Regions from separate parts of the Homo sapiens genome. Here region 1 is linked to region 2. The links are chromatin loops, found by intact Hi-C in ENCODE. Cell type or tissue: mammary epithelial cell. All regions are shown on one strand.

Region 1 (8,000 bases), 400 kb before region 2:
CACTGCACTGTCACTTATGGGTTAGGGGATTTTGGGCAAGTTATTTAAATGCTCTTAAACCTGTGCTTTTGAGTGTAAAATGGGGATAATAATGGTGATTGACCTTGTAAGACAGGGAATATATGCTTCTACTACAGCTTCCAGGAAGGATGAGCCAGGTAGAGGTAGGGGTCTGCAGAACATCCAGGCAAGAGAAAGGTCAGGACTGGACAGTGGAGCTCCTGACGGCCACCCAGGGCCAGCCATCTAAGCCACTGTCACCAAAGCCACTATAAGCCAGACATTTACTAGCTGTGTGGCGTGCACCACGCCATGCTTCAGTTGCTTCCTCCTCTAAATGAAATTGATAGTAGTACCTGACTTCTAACTTGTTACAAAGCTGAGAAGGGAAAGTCTGCAAAGCACTTAGTTGAGTAAGCAATTAAGGGAGGGTGCAATCTGATGATTCATGGAGGCAGCTGCTCTTGCATTTGTATCAATAAAAAGGCTGCTACCTCCCAGACAGGAGAAGCAGGCAGAGGCAGTTTTGGCCAAAAGACTCCAAACCCCCAACTCTTTCCCTGACTCAAATAACCTTAATGCTCTTAGAGTCTGCCTTTCTGCAAACTCCACAAATCAGAATCTGCACACACAGCTTTTTTCCTTTAATTAAAATAGCTCTTATTGCTTTTTTTCATATCACAAAAGTTATAACACATTTATTGTAGAAAAATGCAAAAATACAGACAAGGAAAAAGAAGGGAGGAAGGGGAAGCTACAATCCTATTCTGTAGCTTCGAACTAGGAAATTAAGTGTGTTTCATAAAAGGAAGAGGTCTAGGAGGACCCTCTGGGGTTTTGAAAACAATGAGCAGAAGCCAGTATGCCTGGGACTTCTCTGTACCTGTACTTCACCAGCATTATCTCAGTGAGACCCTACAGCAATCCTAAGTCCACCTGATCACAGCCCTAAGTCCCCTCTGCTCAGAGCTGCTGCCAGCAATGAGCCCGGCACCCCTCCCCTTCCTTCGTTGTCTCTGGGTTTTTATTTCTAGGTTGTTCTTAAAGTTTTTCTTTGATTTTTTATTTTTTTTCGAGACAGAGTCTTGCTCTGTTGCCTAGGCTGGAGTGCAATGGTGTGAGCTTGGCTCACTGCAACCTCTGCCTCCTGGGTTCAGGCGATTCTCCAGCCTCAGCCTCCCAAGTAGCTGGGATTACAGGCGCATGCCACTGTGCCCGACTAATTTTTCTATTTTTAGTAGAGACGGGATTTCACCATGTTGGCCAGGCTGGTCTTGAGCTCCTGACCTCATGATCCACCTGCCTCGGCCTTCCAAAGTGCTGGGGTAACAGGCATGAGCCACTGTGCCTGGCCTGATTTTTTTTTTTTTTTTTTTGAGAGATGGGATCTTATTCTTTCACCCAGGCTTGAGTGAAGTGGCACAATCATAGCTCACGGCAGCCTCAAGGTCCTGGGCTCAAGTGATCCTCCTGCTTCAACCTCTCAAATACCTGGGACTACAGGTGCATGCCACCACGCCTGGCTAATTTTTTGTTTGTTTGTTTTAATGTTGTAGAAACGGAGTCTCACTATGTTGTCCAGACTGGTCTCAAACTCCTGATCTAAAATGATCCTCCCACCTTGGCCTCCCAAAGTGCTGGCATTACAGGCACGGGCTACCATGCCTGGCCATTTTTAAGGTTAGCAGACAAACAATAAAGCAGGATAGTCTTACATGTACAGCTTGGTGAGATTTTACCCCTAGATAAACACCATCCAGAATAAAATCTAGAACCTTCCCAGTATCCCCCTCCCCCACCCACCAAGGCACCCTTATACTGCTTCCAGTCAGAAGGCCTCACCCTGCTGGAGGTAACCATTATTCTGATGTGTATCGCCATAGATACCTTAGGCCTTTTTTTTTTTTTTTTTTTTTTTTTCGAGATGGAGTCTCACTCTGCTGCCCCAGCTGGAGTGCAGTGATGTGATCCCAACTCACTGCAACCTCCGCCTCCCGGGTTCAAGTGATTCTCCTGCTGCAGTCTCCCGAGTAGCTAGGATTCCCGGGCCCACCACCATGCCCAGCTAATTTGTTTTTTTTGTTTGTTTTTTTTTTGTTTGTTTTTTTTTGATGGAGTCTTGCTCTGTCGCTCAGGCTGGAGTGCAGTGGCATAATCTTGGCTCACTGCAAGCTCTGCCTCCTGGGTTCACACCATTCTCCTGCCTCAGGCTCCCGAGTAGCCAGGACTACAGGCACCCGCCACCAAGCCCAGCTAATTTTTTGCATTTTTAGTAGAGACGGGGTTTCACCGTGTTAGCCAGGATGGTCTCAAACTCCCAACCTCAGGTAATCTGCCCGCTTTGGCCTCCCAAAATGCTGGGCTTACAGATGTGAGCCACCACATCTGGCCCTTAGACCTGGTTTTGAACTTCATGTAAGTGGGAAGTTTGGGTCTAGCATCTTTTGCTCCATACTATGTCTGACATCTGCTTATGCTATTACCGTAGTTCTTTTTTTTTTTTTTTGAGACAGGGTCTCGTTCTGTTGCCCAGGTTGGAGTGCAGTGGTGCAATCATAGCTCACTGCAGCCTTGATCTCCTGGGCTCCAGCAATCCTCCCACCAGCCTCCTGACTAGCTGGGACCACATGTGCATGCCACCACACCTGGCTAATTGAAATGTTTTTATTTTATTTTTTTATAGAGACAGGCTGTCACTAGGTTGCAGGCAGGTCTCAAACTCCTGGCTTCAACTGATTCTCCTACCTTGGTCTCCCAAAGTGCTGGGATTACAGGAATGAGCCGCTGTGCCTGGCCAACATGTAGTTCTTTTTCACTGCAGTATAATATTTCATTATATGAACTATATATGACTACCACAATTTGTTCATCCAATCTACTCTTTTTTTTTTTTTTTTTTTGAGACAGGGTCTTTCTCTGTCATCCAGGCTGGAATGCAGTGGTGTGATTTAGGTTCAGTACAGCCTCCACCTCCTGGGCTCAAGTGATCCTCCCACCTAGGCCTTCCAAAGGGCTGGGATTACATGCATGGGCCACTATGCCTGGCCCATTCTGCTATTGATGAGCATTTGGGTTGCTTCCAGGTTTGGGTCATTACTAATACAGCAACCATAAACATCCCTGTGCCTGTCTTTTTTAAGTGTGTGTGTGTGTGTGTGTGTGTGTGTGTGTATGTCCAGATTTCCGTGTGCACACCCAGGCATGGAGCTGCTGGGTCTCAGGGCACATGTATATTTCACTTCAGCAGCCAAACATTTCCTGAGTCGTTGTACCAATTTACACTCCTGTGTGTTTCCTTGGCTTTAAAAACTTGCAATGATGATGTTGGTAGCTGCAAAACACACACCAGGAAAGAGTCCCAACATTTCCCTAAATCCCCACTCAGTGTGGCATTGAATTTGTAGGTGACAGGGTACACAGTTTGCACTGGAATCCTGCCTTGCTGTTTTCCTTCTCACCTATTTATGCTGCCTTCACATGATCCTGACACAGGAGCACACACACGCACTCACACACACGCACACACGCTTGCACACTTGGGCCAAGGCATCTACGTGGGGATTCCACGTTGCGCCTTGACCCAGCCACTGGGAGGGCGGCACTGGTTTCGCCCTGGCCCCGGCGCCTGGCTAGGCCTGTAGGCTGCCCCGGCAGTGGCTGCCATCTGTTCCAGGCGGGGCGGGGCCATCGTGTGGACGACGTGGGGTGTCCGCAGCGCCGGGGTGAGGAGGGGCTAGGATGGAACAGTGGCGGCCAAGGGCGCGCGGCCCTCTGGCGGGCCTGGCTGCCGGCGGAGTTCTGCCATGCGGCCACCAGAGGGCGGCACAGTCCCACAGAAGACAGCCCCGCCCGGCGCCTCCCAGGAGCCACCCGGGAGGACCTGAGAGCCAGCGGCGGACCTCGCTGGGAACTGGGTGGGTCGTGGGGAGCCCACGTTCCCCTCGCCTCACACCCTGCTGTGGTGGACTGAGCCCGGGGAAGGAAATCCAGAAACCACTTGGCTTCTGTCACTCACAAGCTCTGGGACGTTGGGAAAATGATTTGGCCTCTCTGTGCCTCAGTTTCTGCACCTGTAAAATGGCAACACCGTAATGATAATGGCCCACCCCCCTGGGGTCCTATCCCGAGGCTCAGTACCGATAACAGTGTTAGAACTATGATGACGGCCATTGCTGGGAACATTGCAGAGCTAAAAACTAAAATAAAAATAAAAAATAAAATAATGATGATGGCCAGGCATCCTGGTCCACGTCTGTAATCCCAGAACTTTGGGAGACCGAGGTAGGAGGATCACTTGAAGCCAGGCGTTTCAGACCAGCCTGGGCAACATGACCAGACCCCATCTCCTCAAACAATACAAAAATCAGCCAGATGTGGTGGCTCGGGCCTGTAATCCCAGCTACTCAACAGGCAGAAGTTGGAGGATCCCTTGAGCCTGGGAGGTCGAGGCTGCGGTGAGCCGTGATCACGCCACTGCACTCCAGCCTGGGCGACAGAAAAGACCCTGTCTCGAAATAATAAAATAATAATAATGATGATGATGATAATAATAATAACTATGGTCTATTGAGTGCTTACTTCATGCCAGACGCGGGGCTGGTGCTTCCAAAGCCTTCACTCATTTAATTCTCACAGCCACCCTCTGAAGATGTGAAGGCAGGTGGGATGGGAGAGCTTCAGCGTCGGTGCCATCTCCACCCTGAGCATGTCCCCAGCTGTCCTGCCCTCCCTGGGTGTGTCTTTCTCTTCTGTCTTCAGATCACAGCCCACCCCAGAGGGTACTGTGATTATCCCCACCAGACAGATGGGCAGACAGAGGGCAGAGGGGCAAGCCAGCCTGCCCCAGCTGTAGGAGCCAGGCTGGGGCTCCCCGACTCCACCCCACACCGTCTGGCCAGAGCACCTGGTCAGAGTTGCTGGACAACAGTCAGTGGGCATTGGTAAGGCCCGAGGCACCATGCAGATATGTGGCTGTCATCTCCCCGGGAGAAGTGAGCATGGAGTTGGCCGGCCTGGGGCTCCATTCCACCCCCTCAGCCACTGCTGCTTCCTCTGTAGTGTGAGGGGTAGAAATCAGTGCTTTGCCACCAGGTGCGGTGGCTCATACCTGTAATGCCAGCACTTTGGGTGGCCGAGCTGGGCGGATCACCTGAGGTCAGGAGTTTGAGACCAGCCTGACCAATATGATGAAACCCCATCTCTACTAAAAATACAAAAATTAGCCAGGTGTGGTGGTACACATCTGTAATCCCAGCTACTCAGGAGGCTGAGACGGGAGAATCGCTTCAACCTGGTAGGCAGAGGTTGCAGTGAGCCGAAATCGTGCCTTTGCACTCCAGCCTGGGCAACAAAAGTGAAACTCCGTCTCAAAAAAAAAAAATTTCTTTTGCATTTTTAGTTGAGACGGGGTTTCACTATGTTGGCCAGGCTGGTCTCGAAGTCCTGACCCCAAGTAATCTGCCTGCCTCGGCTTCCCAAAGTGTTGGGATCACAGGCATGAGCCACTGCCCAGTCTGCAATTTTCTTTTGAAGAAAATAGTCCTGATGGTAACCTTTTATTTTTATTTTTAATTAATTAATTATTTTTTTTGAGACAGGGACTCACTCTGTTGCCTGGGCTGGAGTGCAGTGGTGCAATCACACCTCACTATAGCTTCGACCTCCCGGGCCTAAGCATTCCTCCCACCTCAGCTTCCCAAGTAGCTGGGACCACAGGCCTCAGCCACCATGCCTGGCTCTGATGCTAAAATTAACCAAAAATAATGTTTAACGCCACCAGACTAGATAATTCCTGAGGCCCTTCCTAGTTCTAAATATTTTATGAAAACTTTCTTGAACCTATTTGTATTTTTGGCTGGTAAGTTCAATTTACCTTTACCCTACTGGGTCCAGACTTCCTCCTCCTCCTTGTCCTCCTCCTCCTTTTTTCCCTCCTCTTCCTCCTTCTCCACCTACCCTTTCCTCCTCTCTCCTCCTCCTCCTTCTCTTCTTCTATCTGAGAGATTATCTTTCTCAAGTTTTAGGCACTCACCATTCCAATCCCAGTTTTGGCATTCCCAGGTTTTTTGTTAAGTCTCTGTCCTACCCTGCTTAGCTCTGTTTCTGTGGCCTCACTTGTGCCTGTCCTTCCCGCTCAGTTTCCTTTCTGGATCAGCATTCTAGCTTTTCCCTCTGGAGTTTTCCATGAGACTACCCTTTACCATTATCTATCTGGTCCTTCCCTAGACAAGATCTGTGGCATTTCTCAAAGAAGACGGCAACTAGGAGACCACATGGCATTCTGGGAATGGGTCACCCGGGTCTGGGAGGAATGAGTTTGTTATTAACAAGTGAGAGAGAAAAGAGCTGTTCCCGTGACGAAAAGGAAAAAGAGCATCAAGTATAAATGCACGCTTTTTCATCACCATCTCCTGGTCTCTGCTTCCAGCCTTTTCTTTTGAATGTAGAGATAAATCCACTCTATTTTAATAAACTCCACATTTTATGCGGTTTTCAAGGTGTATTGGAAATAGGGTAAATTTTGATGCTAGCATATCTGAAAGCATTTTAAATAGCATCTATTCTGCTGGGGAATCAAGTAGTACGGCAAGAAACACTACTTTGCCTGTAAATAAACTACCTTCCATCCTAATCTGTAGCCCTGCTCTGAAGGAGCGCCTAACACTTTCTACACAACACGGGTGGAGATGTCCACATCTTCCAGAGGACTCAGTGTCCTTCACGATGACGTATCCCCTTCTGCTGCATAAGAACAAGATGATCAGTCAGCATCAGCTAATCAATCAATCAATCAATCATCAATCCAGGAATGTTCCTTCTCTGCCTAACATGGACCTCGTAATGTTACAAACATCGGGGAGGGGCAGGGGATAAGAAAACAAAGCCTCCCCCCGTAACTCCTGCTCCCAGGGCACAGAAACACATTGTGTCTTGAGAGCAACATCAGCTTCAGCTTTGGGTGCTGCCATGAAATGCAGCACGAACAGTGATAGAAGAGAGTTTAGAATAAAATCTGTATCCTTGCCCTGGCCCCCAAGGCTGTGCCTAGCCCCCCTTCCTCCTGGGTGTCTGCACCTATGCTCCCCATGCTCTTGCCGCGTAGCCCTCCTTCAGCTCCTGCTGGGCCGACCTCCTGCTCCCAGCCCTGCACACGTGGAGTCCCCACCTTTCAGCTCCTCTTCAACCCCTGTCTCTGCTTGGCGGGATCCCTCAGAGATTCCCAAAGGAAACCAGGTCCCAGCATTAATTCCCTTTTTCAGCACGCTTGATCAAAGTGGGTGATTACATCTTTTTTTTTTTTTTTTTTTTTTCAGTCAGAGTCTCGCTCTATCACCCAGGCTGGAGGGCAGTGGTTTGATCTCAGCTCACTGCAACCCCCACCTCTTGGGTTCAAGTGATTCTGCCTCAGCCTCCTGAGTAGCTGGGACTATAGATGCATGCCACCATGCCCAGCTAATTTTTGTATTTTTAGTAGAGACAGGGTTCACCATGTTGGCCAGGCTGGTCTCGAACTCCTGACCTCAGGTGATCCACCCACCTCGGCCTCCCAAAGTGCTAGGATTACAGGCGAGAGCCACCGTGACCGGCTGTGATTACATCGTGTTCATTTAATTTTGGCCTCCCTGGCTGGACTGTGAGTTCTGTGTCTGTCTGTGTCATGGTATCCTCAACGTCCAGCAACGTGTCTGCACCAGTGTCTTGTGAGTGCTGAATAAATGAGAGTGTGCACTAAGGTTTGATGAGCAGCCACAGGGGCAGAGCGTGGGTGCAGTGATCAGTTCTCCCGGGCAGGAACTGCCAGGCAATTATCCCAAGGGATAAATCCTGTGTCCAGCACAGCAATTGGCCCTGCAGGGATGTGGGGGAGAGGGAACAATGGTGGGCAGGGGGAGAATAAGACAAACCATGGCGGGGGTGGTGAAGGCCTGAGAAGGAGATGGAGCCATCACAGGTGTGCCAACTGCAGCTGTGTGCCAGGGAGAAAGAGATCAGTCCAGCTC
Region 2 (8,000 bases):
AGCACTTTCTAGAAGCCAAATCGATTTCAAGCATTAGTTCACTAAATCCTTAGACCAAGCCTAGGTATTGGAGACCATTCTAACCTCCATTTTCCAGGTGAAACAAATGAGCCTTGGCAAGGTGAGTCACATAGCCGGGAATGGGACCCCAGGGCTGCTTGACTCTGAAGCCCCAAATTTCAACTGTGACTGTATTAAGTGCTCATTTAAGATCTGGAAGAACCAACAAGGTTCAGCCACCATCCCATTTCACAGCTGAGAAAATTGAGATCCAGAGCAGGGAAGAGCCCAGTCGAGTCGCAGAGCTGCTGGTGCTGGAACCAGGCCTAAGGTTCCACAATGGCTGCTCACATTTATTGAGCACTTACTGTGTGCCACGTTCGAATTGCTTTCTGTCCATCATTTTATTTGATCTTTACCATAACTCTAGGAAGATGGAGACTATTACAATCCCATTTTTCATTTGGGTAAAGTGAGGCAGAGAGGGAAGTAACTTACTCAAGGTTGCACAGCTAATTAGCAGGAGAGGCACGACTCATACCCAGAGAGTCAGGCTCTAGAGCCCTCATCCAAGCCGCTTTGTGGCACTGCCTCCCAGCCGGGGCAGGCTGGCCTTGCCCGGCAGCCTGGGGCCTAGGTCGACTTGCCTGCCAAGGAGGTGGAGTCTGCACGACTCCTACGGTATGGCCGCCACCGGGAAAGGCAGGGTGCCGCTGAGCTGCAGTACTCAGGGAGATGGGCACGGAGCTGGGACTGGCAAGCTCAGTGTGCTCGAAGGCCATTAGCCCCCTGCGTCTCCGAAGAGAAGTTTATCCAACAAAATGCAGGCAAGCAAAGAACACGTTCCACTTTATGTGTCTCTTGTTGTAGGCAGTACACATCTTGGGAGATGTGTGGATGAAAGGCGCCATATAAAATGCAATCAATTATGAATCACCATTACTGAATTAATCACATGTATGATTAATACAGTCATAATAATTAATGGGAGTATGGTCTAGAGATTAGAGCTGAGGACTGACAGGGAGGGGTCAGAGTGCTTCTAGTAGCCTCTGCCACTGCCTAGAGGTGTCACCTTGGGGAAGGCAGGTTCCCCCTGCGCCTACCTTGGCAGTAGAAGGGGCCCCAGGATGTCTTGAATACCCCTAGATGGTCCTGGGCACAGCATCTTACCACCTCCCTAACAGCTGCGTCTCAACTGCTCAAGGTCAAGGGGACAAAGAGTTTGTCGAAGAATCAAAATCGTGGCCTGGCATAAGTGAACAGAGTGAGCGAGGAGAGGGGTGAGAACTTGGTAGGGGGTGTCCTTTGAGCTTGCACTTGACTTAAATCAGCAATGTGAGCTCATTTCTTCTGTCTGTCTGTCTGTCTGCATCAGGACTTGCCTCCTCTTGGAAGTCCCCAGAGGGCCTGGACCTCATCTGTTACCTCTCGTTACAAAGCTAGTAGATTATTTTTGCTTGTGACTTTATAATTTCCTGTTACTCATCTATACCATGCAAATTTCCTCATTGTAAAGGAGTCAGGCAACCCAGAGAGGATATCTATAATAAAGCACATTGGTCCCCCCTCATCTCCCCTGTTCATACTTTGGTGTATGTCTTCATCGTCCACATATATAACGGATGTGTCCATATATATAGTGGACTTATATACAATCATATGTATATAATCATACATATGTATGGTTATATACAAATCCTTTTCAAAAATATAGATGGAATAAAATTAAGTGCATTGTTCTGCAGATGCTTTTTGATAGCAAATTCCACATACACAATTCAAATTAAAACTGTGCATTGGAGCCAAAATCCCACCAGTGAAGGGGATGATTAGGCTGCTGGTGAGAGGGGAGCCAGCGGTTATTTTCAGGGAGATTCATTAACACTTTCCTGCCCCTGGTGCTCAGCTTCTTTTCATTGCCAGAAAAAAGGTCATTTATCAGAAGTTACCTTAATGAAGTTTAAAAATGAATGTCCGTCAACCACCTGGTCCCCGCAAGGCTGAAATCCTATTTGTTCCCTATCTTGGAAAATAAGTGCTTTATGGTTCACTTGAAAGGAACATCGTCTCCTGGAGGCTGCTGTGGAGTGCGGTCAACTCAGGATCATAGCAGAGGGACCACCCTCCTGGACAAATCCCCTCATCGTGCAGATGGGGAAACTGAAGCCAAGAGCAGGGAAGGGATCTCCCCCAGCCACACAGCATGGTAAGGGCTGAGCCAAGAAAAGCCCATTATCCCAACTCTCAGTGCGGTGCTCTTTCCATTATCCTGGGGTCTGGAAATGAGGAAACCAGAAGACAGCTTCTGGCATAGGTCCCCGAAAAAAAGCCTGTTGGCATCAGCTTGTTGCAGAGGCAGGGAGTATTGGTGAGGTGGGGGCTGGCAGGGAGGCATGTTAAAAATTGTTTCTAGTGGCACATATCTTTACATATGGGTCACTGAAACCATCCTGGCAGTGCTAGGGAGGAGGCACCCCTGGTTCCTCCACTGTGTTTAGATGAACTACAAGTAAGAAGCAGCTCCTCCATCTCTTTGGCCATTCCTGACAGCATCCAGTCCACAGTGATGATGGAGGAGCAGGGTGGTTCCCAGGGATTGATGACCATGCCCTGGGGTGACAGCAGGCTGAGGGCTGACCCTGGTCATCACTCACCCTGTGCAGGAGCCCCACACCCTGCCCTTCACTGCTGCCTGCAGGCTGAATGCTTAAAAATCAAACCACCAAGATCTGTTCTCTTCTCCCAAGGAGCTTCCTCCTGCATAGAACAGGTAACCAGGGGTGGGCCCATGTCTGCCTTCCTGGGCTGCTTGGTGAGATAGGCCCATCTCCAGTGGTAGGCATCTGAGAGCATGTGCAGGTAGAGGCACACAATGGCCCTGTTTTTTGACCCCTCTTTGAAAAAAGAAGGATTTACCGTTCATATCTCACATATGGGGAAACTGAGCCCCAAAGCAGTCTGGGCCGTGTTCCAAGTTCACCAGCCAGCCAGGCCAGTGAGAGAGCATCACCCAGAAACCCAAAAGCCCTGCCTCCCCGGCCACAATCCTTAGCTATGTGACCTTGGGCAAGTTACTTAACATCTCTAACTTGAGGCTTTGCTACTAGCAGTGAAGTCACAGGGCTTTGGCGAAGATTCAGTGAATAATGCACACAAACTGGTTTGCATGGAGTCTGGCATAAAACAGGTGTTCAATAAATATATTATTATTATTATTACAGCAGATGACAGTCTTTAATTCTGCATCCTCTTCCTGTTTTGTCACAAGATTCCAAATATTATTCAGCAGTATAACTCCGTCTCCAGTTTTCAGGGCAGCTGAGAACAGGGAAGGGTTAAGGTGGAGGTGAAGGGTGGCAGCAGGGCGGGGCACTGAGGTGCCATGTCTTGCTCCATTCCCAACACCCTCTGTGACCTTGGGCTGGTCTCTCTCTCTCTGCCTCTCTCTCTGTCTGTCCTCAGGCCCTTTGTTCTTGATGCATCCAAATGACAGTGCTGGCTGCTCAAGGCTGCAGTGAGCCCACCCCAGGAGGCCAGGAGTGTCCGAAAACCACATGTGCTTCTGGAAGATGTGGAAACTCTCCCAGAAGCCCTGGGAGGCAGGCTGGCAGGAAACCTCCTGGGGATCAGAGAGCCCAGGGCTGCCGGATATGATATTGTGAACTCGGTGGCCTCTGCCCGGGGCTGCTGCTACCGGAGCCCTCCCACACCTGCCTCCCATGCTTGCAGGGGAGGGAGACAGAGAACCCCTCAGCCAGGCCCCTCCTGCCCCACTACTCTGCACTCCCTGCAGAGCTGGCTTGGCTTCGTCAAAAGCAGGGCCCATCAGGGTGGAGGCGGCGATGTGTCAGCTGGTATTCAGGCTCTGGTTGTGCGCTCAGATCGCTCCCCCTCCCCATCTCCCCAAATCCACCCACCCACCCCGGTACCCACTGCTTGGGGCCTTCTGGGTGGCAGCACTTCACAGAGAGAGACCGAGGAGCAGCCCTGAGCCCTTGGCTGTGGGGGGTGGGGGAACTGACTCACTTGGCCCCCCTCCCTCGTGCCGATGGGGCAGCCCCCACACCCATGGGCGCTGGCACCCCGGCAGGCCCCCGGGTTTTGGAAGAGGAAGCTGCAGCCCGGCTGCGCCTGACCGGAGCCGGCTGAGGATGCGCTCTGGGCGCAGGGACCCGCTGGCCCCCGGGCCGGGAGGCGATGTTTAGGCAGCGACCCCCCAGAGGCTGCCGGGGCCACCCTGGCCACGGGCCCGCCGGGACGCCCCTGCTCGCCGCGCCCCTCCCCGGGCCGTGGCGCGTCCCCCGAGCCGCGCAATATTTCCTTCCTGCACCTTTAAGAAGACCGTTGCTCCGTGGTGGGATGGTGTGTTAAAGCCACACAGAGGAAGTTACGCAGCCCGGATCAGACCGAGAGATAAAAGCCCCGATGGTGATCGTGAGTGATGGCAAGAGGATTTAGCCTCGGCATTAACTTGGAGCGGAGTGCAGGGGGGCAGTGAAGCGCCCGCCATCTGGCCCGCGCCGCGCCGGGGGGATGCCCCGGCTCCCCGACGAGACGCCGCGAAGCCCACCCGGGCCGGGGGCTGCCCGGCGCCCGAGCGCGGGTCCTCCCCGGGCCGCCCAGGGGGGCCAAAAAGTTTGCACTTGTTAGCGGCGACCTCCCGCTCAGCCCGGGCGGGCGATGCGGGCGGCGCGGGCGGCCCCCTCCCCCGGCCCGCGTCTCCGGGACGGCTGCGGGCGGCCCCCCCGGCGGCCGGAGGGCTCCCTGGCCCCGATCTGACGGCGGCGGCGGCGGCGGCCACAGCGGCGGGAGCGGCGCGGGGAAGGAGCAGCGGCTCGCAGCCCTCGGCCCGCGCCCCCACCCAGCGCCAGCCCGAGGGGGGAGGCGCAGCGCCGGAGGGTGGCGGTCCTCGGCCCTCCCAGGTCTCCGCGCCGGGAAGCCGCTCCGAGCCGGGGTAAGGCGGGCGGGGAGAGCCCGGGAGGCGGGCGGGGGGAGAGGCTGCAGCTTGGCCAGGCCGGTTTCATTTTTAAAGGGCTTCGGTGACCATGCAGGCTTGCCCGGGCCCGGGAGCCACTTACAGCGGCCCGGCAAAGGCTCGGATGCAAAAGTTGTTTGGTGGCGGCTGCTACGAGCTGAGAACTGGAGTCGCCCCAGAGGGGTGTGTGAGGGTGCGTTCTTAGCAGCATCTTAAAGGGGTAGCTTGTCTTTCTGGCCAGCTTCCCCCGGGTCCTTTCCGTCGTGTGTGTGAGAGTGTGTGTGTGTGTGTGTGTGAGAGAGAGACAGAGTGTGTGTGTGTGTGTGTGTGTGTGTGTGTGTGTGTGTGTGTGTGTGTCGGGGAGGGATGTTGCAAGGATGCTCGGATGTGTCTCGGAAAAGGAAACTAACCCTGCTCCCGCGCCTCTCCCCCACCCCAATTCCACCGCCACCGCTTAGAGCCACCCCCATCCCGTGCCCTCCCATCTCTCTGCAAACTGGGAGCCTGTGAGTTGCACAGAGAAACTCCCGGCCAGTCCGGCTGGAAACTTCTCCCGGCGCCGGGAGGGGGTCGGGAGGTGAGGGGGCGCAGGCACTGGTTTGGGGCCGGCGTGGAGTCGAACCTGGAACTGAGCGGCGCGCAGGTGGGGGGAGCAGAGGCGGCGGGAAGGCGGGAAGAGAGGACCGCGGGCTCGCGGGGTCCGCCCGCTCCGGAGTAAGTTGGCCGTCTGGGCTGGGGGCGGCGGCGGCCGGGTCGCCACAGGCGGCAGCGCCGGGGCAAAGGATACAGCCAGTTCCTGGGCGCCCTGCTCTGTGTCTTTTAATTAAGAGAGGCAGTGCCGAAAAAGGGGGCGCCTCAGTCCCGGCCGGGCCTTTATTACGGGCTTAATTATTAATTGCTGCCGTGGCTTGCACGCAACTTTGGGAAGACGAAAAGCAGCTGCGGGGCTGCCGGGTCGTCGGTGTCCTAGGCACAGGGCTCGCAGCCGGCCCGAAGCACTGACTCGACCCTGGCCCCGGCCTCGACCCCGCCCGCGGCCCGCCGGGACCCACCCGGGAGCTGCTGCTCGCGCCCCGCCTCCCGCGCCCAACTTTCCAGGGCTCCCGCGGGCGGGGACCCAGGGGCCGGATAAAGGGCCCGCTCCGGAGCGGGGGGACACCCGGGCCGCCGGAATTAAGAGGCCCGCCGAGGCTACAGTGAGCGCGGGGCGCCCGCTGGACCCCGCCCGGGGCAGAGGACGGGAAGGTGACCCCGCCGGCCAAGCTCCCTTTCCCTCCCGGCAACCGCCACTCTCCCCTGAAAGCAGATTTCACCCCCCTCTGCCGCCCCTGCCGAGGAGGGAGAGGGAACCCCGGGGTGGGCTGAGTATCCCCCCTAGCCCCGGGAGCCCCCAGCGCCCTCCCTCCCGTGCCCCCAGGGGCCCCGCGCCCGCCGCGGCAAGTTTCCCACACGGCGAGGGCGCAGCAGGCAACTCCAAGAGGAACCTGCTGGCGAGCCCAGCCAGCTCGGGAGGCGCTAATTCAATAAGACAGAGAAATCTGAGTTCAGAAATCCTGATAAAATCTAATTTTCGAGTTTTAATACCCTGGCTATCAGCCCCCCTTGGTTCCTGAGGACTCTTAAAAGAAAATAAAGCACATTGATTCTATTTGTTTCTGGGAGCTGCAGTTTCTTAATAATATCAGGTGAAGATAAATTTTCCACGGAGAAAACGATCCTCCGGGATGCAGCTTCTTACTCTGAAAATTTCCCTGCCGACTCCTCACTCTCTGCGCTCCTCCTCGTTATCCGGGGACTCCTGCCTCTCTTCCCCCTTCTCTTTTTTCTTTTTGGCAGAACCCGCCTGCAATATTCGTGTGCTGAGCTCGTAATTCCCCCTGCGATGCCAGCAACGCCCAATTGATTGACTAGTTGTAAACACATTTTTCCCCTGGCAGATTTTGTTGTTGTTAGGGTTTTTTAAATTTATTTATTTTCCAGGGAATGCGTGGCATTTAAACCAACAGGACTGCAATTAATAGATTTGCGAGTTGCGCCGCGCGCGCCGCTCGCCCCAGCCTCCCGGCCTCCGGGCCTCGCTGCCTCCCCGCGCCCGGCGGCGTCCAGCGCCCTGCAAGCCCCGAGCAGCCGCGGGTCCTGCAGCTGAAGGAAGGTTGCAGCTGCGCCCTCCTTGCAAGCCGCAGCCCGGCGTCCTGGTTGTCCCAGCAGCCAGGAGATCCCTACCTGTTAGTGAACAGTTAGGAGTCGACTGCTGGAAGAATTAATTAGGAACGTGCTGTGCTCTGGGCAGCGCGAGCTCGGGTAGAGGCATCCAAACCTTTGCCGGCGGCGCTATTTTATTTTTACTACATTTTCTCAGGTTGCAAAAATAGACACCGGGCACGTTCTGTCTTAGAGTTTTCTAGCAAGGAGCGCCTTCAAGGCCAGGCAGGCTCTGTAACAGGTTCCCCTTTAAACAGCCAGAGGTGAGACGGGGAAAATGGTCCTGGCTGGGTTCTCGTTCATCTCCATCAGCAGTCCTTCACCCAGAGAGAGGGGCAGGGGTCGCCCTAACTCAGATGAATGAGTCCCATGCCTGGAGCCCTGGGGCCCTGGCTGGGGGCTGCTCCGAGCCTGAGGTGCTCAGGGCGCTCAGGGCAGCAAGTGTCCGCCACTTCGGTTTGTCATTTTTGGCAGGAGCGTTTTTCTGTCTGGGTGGAGAATGGAGTTTCACGGAAACACAGTTAACTCTTCAGGGGCCTTGCAAGTACAGGAGGTGAAGAGGATGTCAGGGGAGAGCCAGGTCCAGACTGGACATTTGGGGTGGTTTGGGAAATCAAATGCAATCATCGAAGACATATTAACCAGAATAATTAATCATGCAGGCACTTTTTTACTGCAGTAACCTTTGCCCTATTGGCCAATATTTTTGGCCAGAATCCCATGCTGGCTGGACTTGGATTCTCCGGGTGACGTATCCAGTGTCTGGAACACACCACAGTACTGCAGTCGTGTTATTTCCCAATGTAACATTCATGTAACT

Evidence for each region. Hi-C counts contacts between places; a loop is a spot of excess contacts. Peaks named below come from ENCODE experiments on the same cell type or tissue, not always from the same donor. Only the 100,000 strongest peaks of a DNase experiment are listed, where the experiment ranks them.
Region 1: it touches region 2 in a loop (5-fold over the local background); 26 of 110 quality-filtered maps call a loop at or near these places.

What each region holds. Positions count from the first base shown.
Region 1 is chr9:131,758,820-131,766,819 of GRCh38, forward strand. No RefSeq gene overlaps it. Among named protein-coding and RNA genes, the nearest start is that of RAPGEF1, 23 kb to the left of the region's middle. In mammary epithelial cell, a CTCF peak has its summit at 3,810 (motif pointing right); no DNase peak of the experiment used is centred here.
Region 2 is chr9:132,157,283-132,165,282 of GRCh38, forward strand. It overlaps NTNG2 (netrin G2), which reads left to right and starts at 4,776. Exons shown (of 8, transcript NM_032536.4): 1 at 4,776-4,957. LOC124902291 (a long non-coding RNA gene) reads right to left here and starts at 4,418. Exons shown (of 2, transcript XR_007061826.1): 1 at 4,334-4,418; 2 at 3,176-3,321. In mammary epithelial cell, no CTCF peak of the experiment used is centred here; DNase peaks (open chromatin) are centred at 4,389 and 5,139; H3K4me3 peaks cover 1,789 bases; H3K27me3 peaks cover 1,707 bases.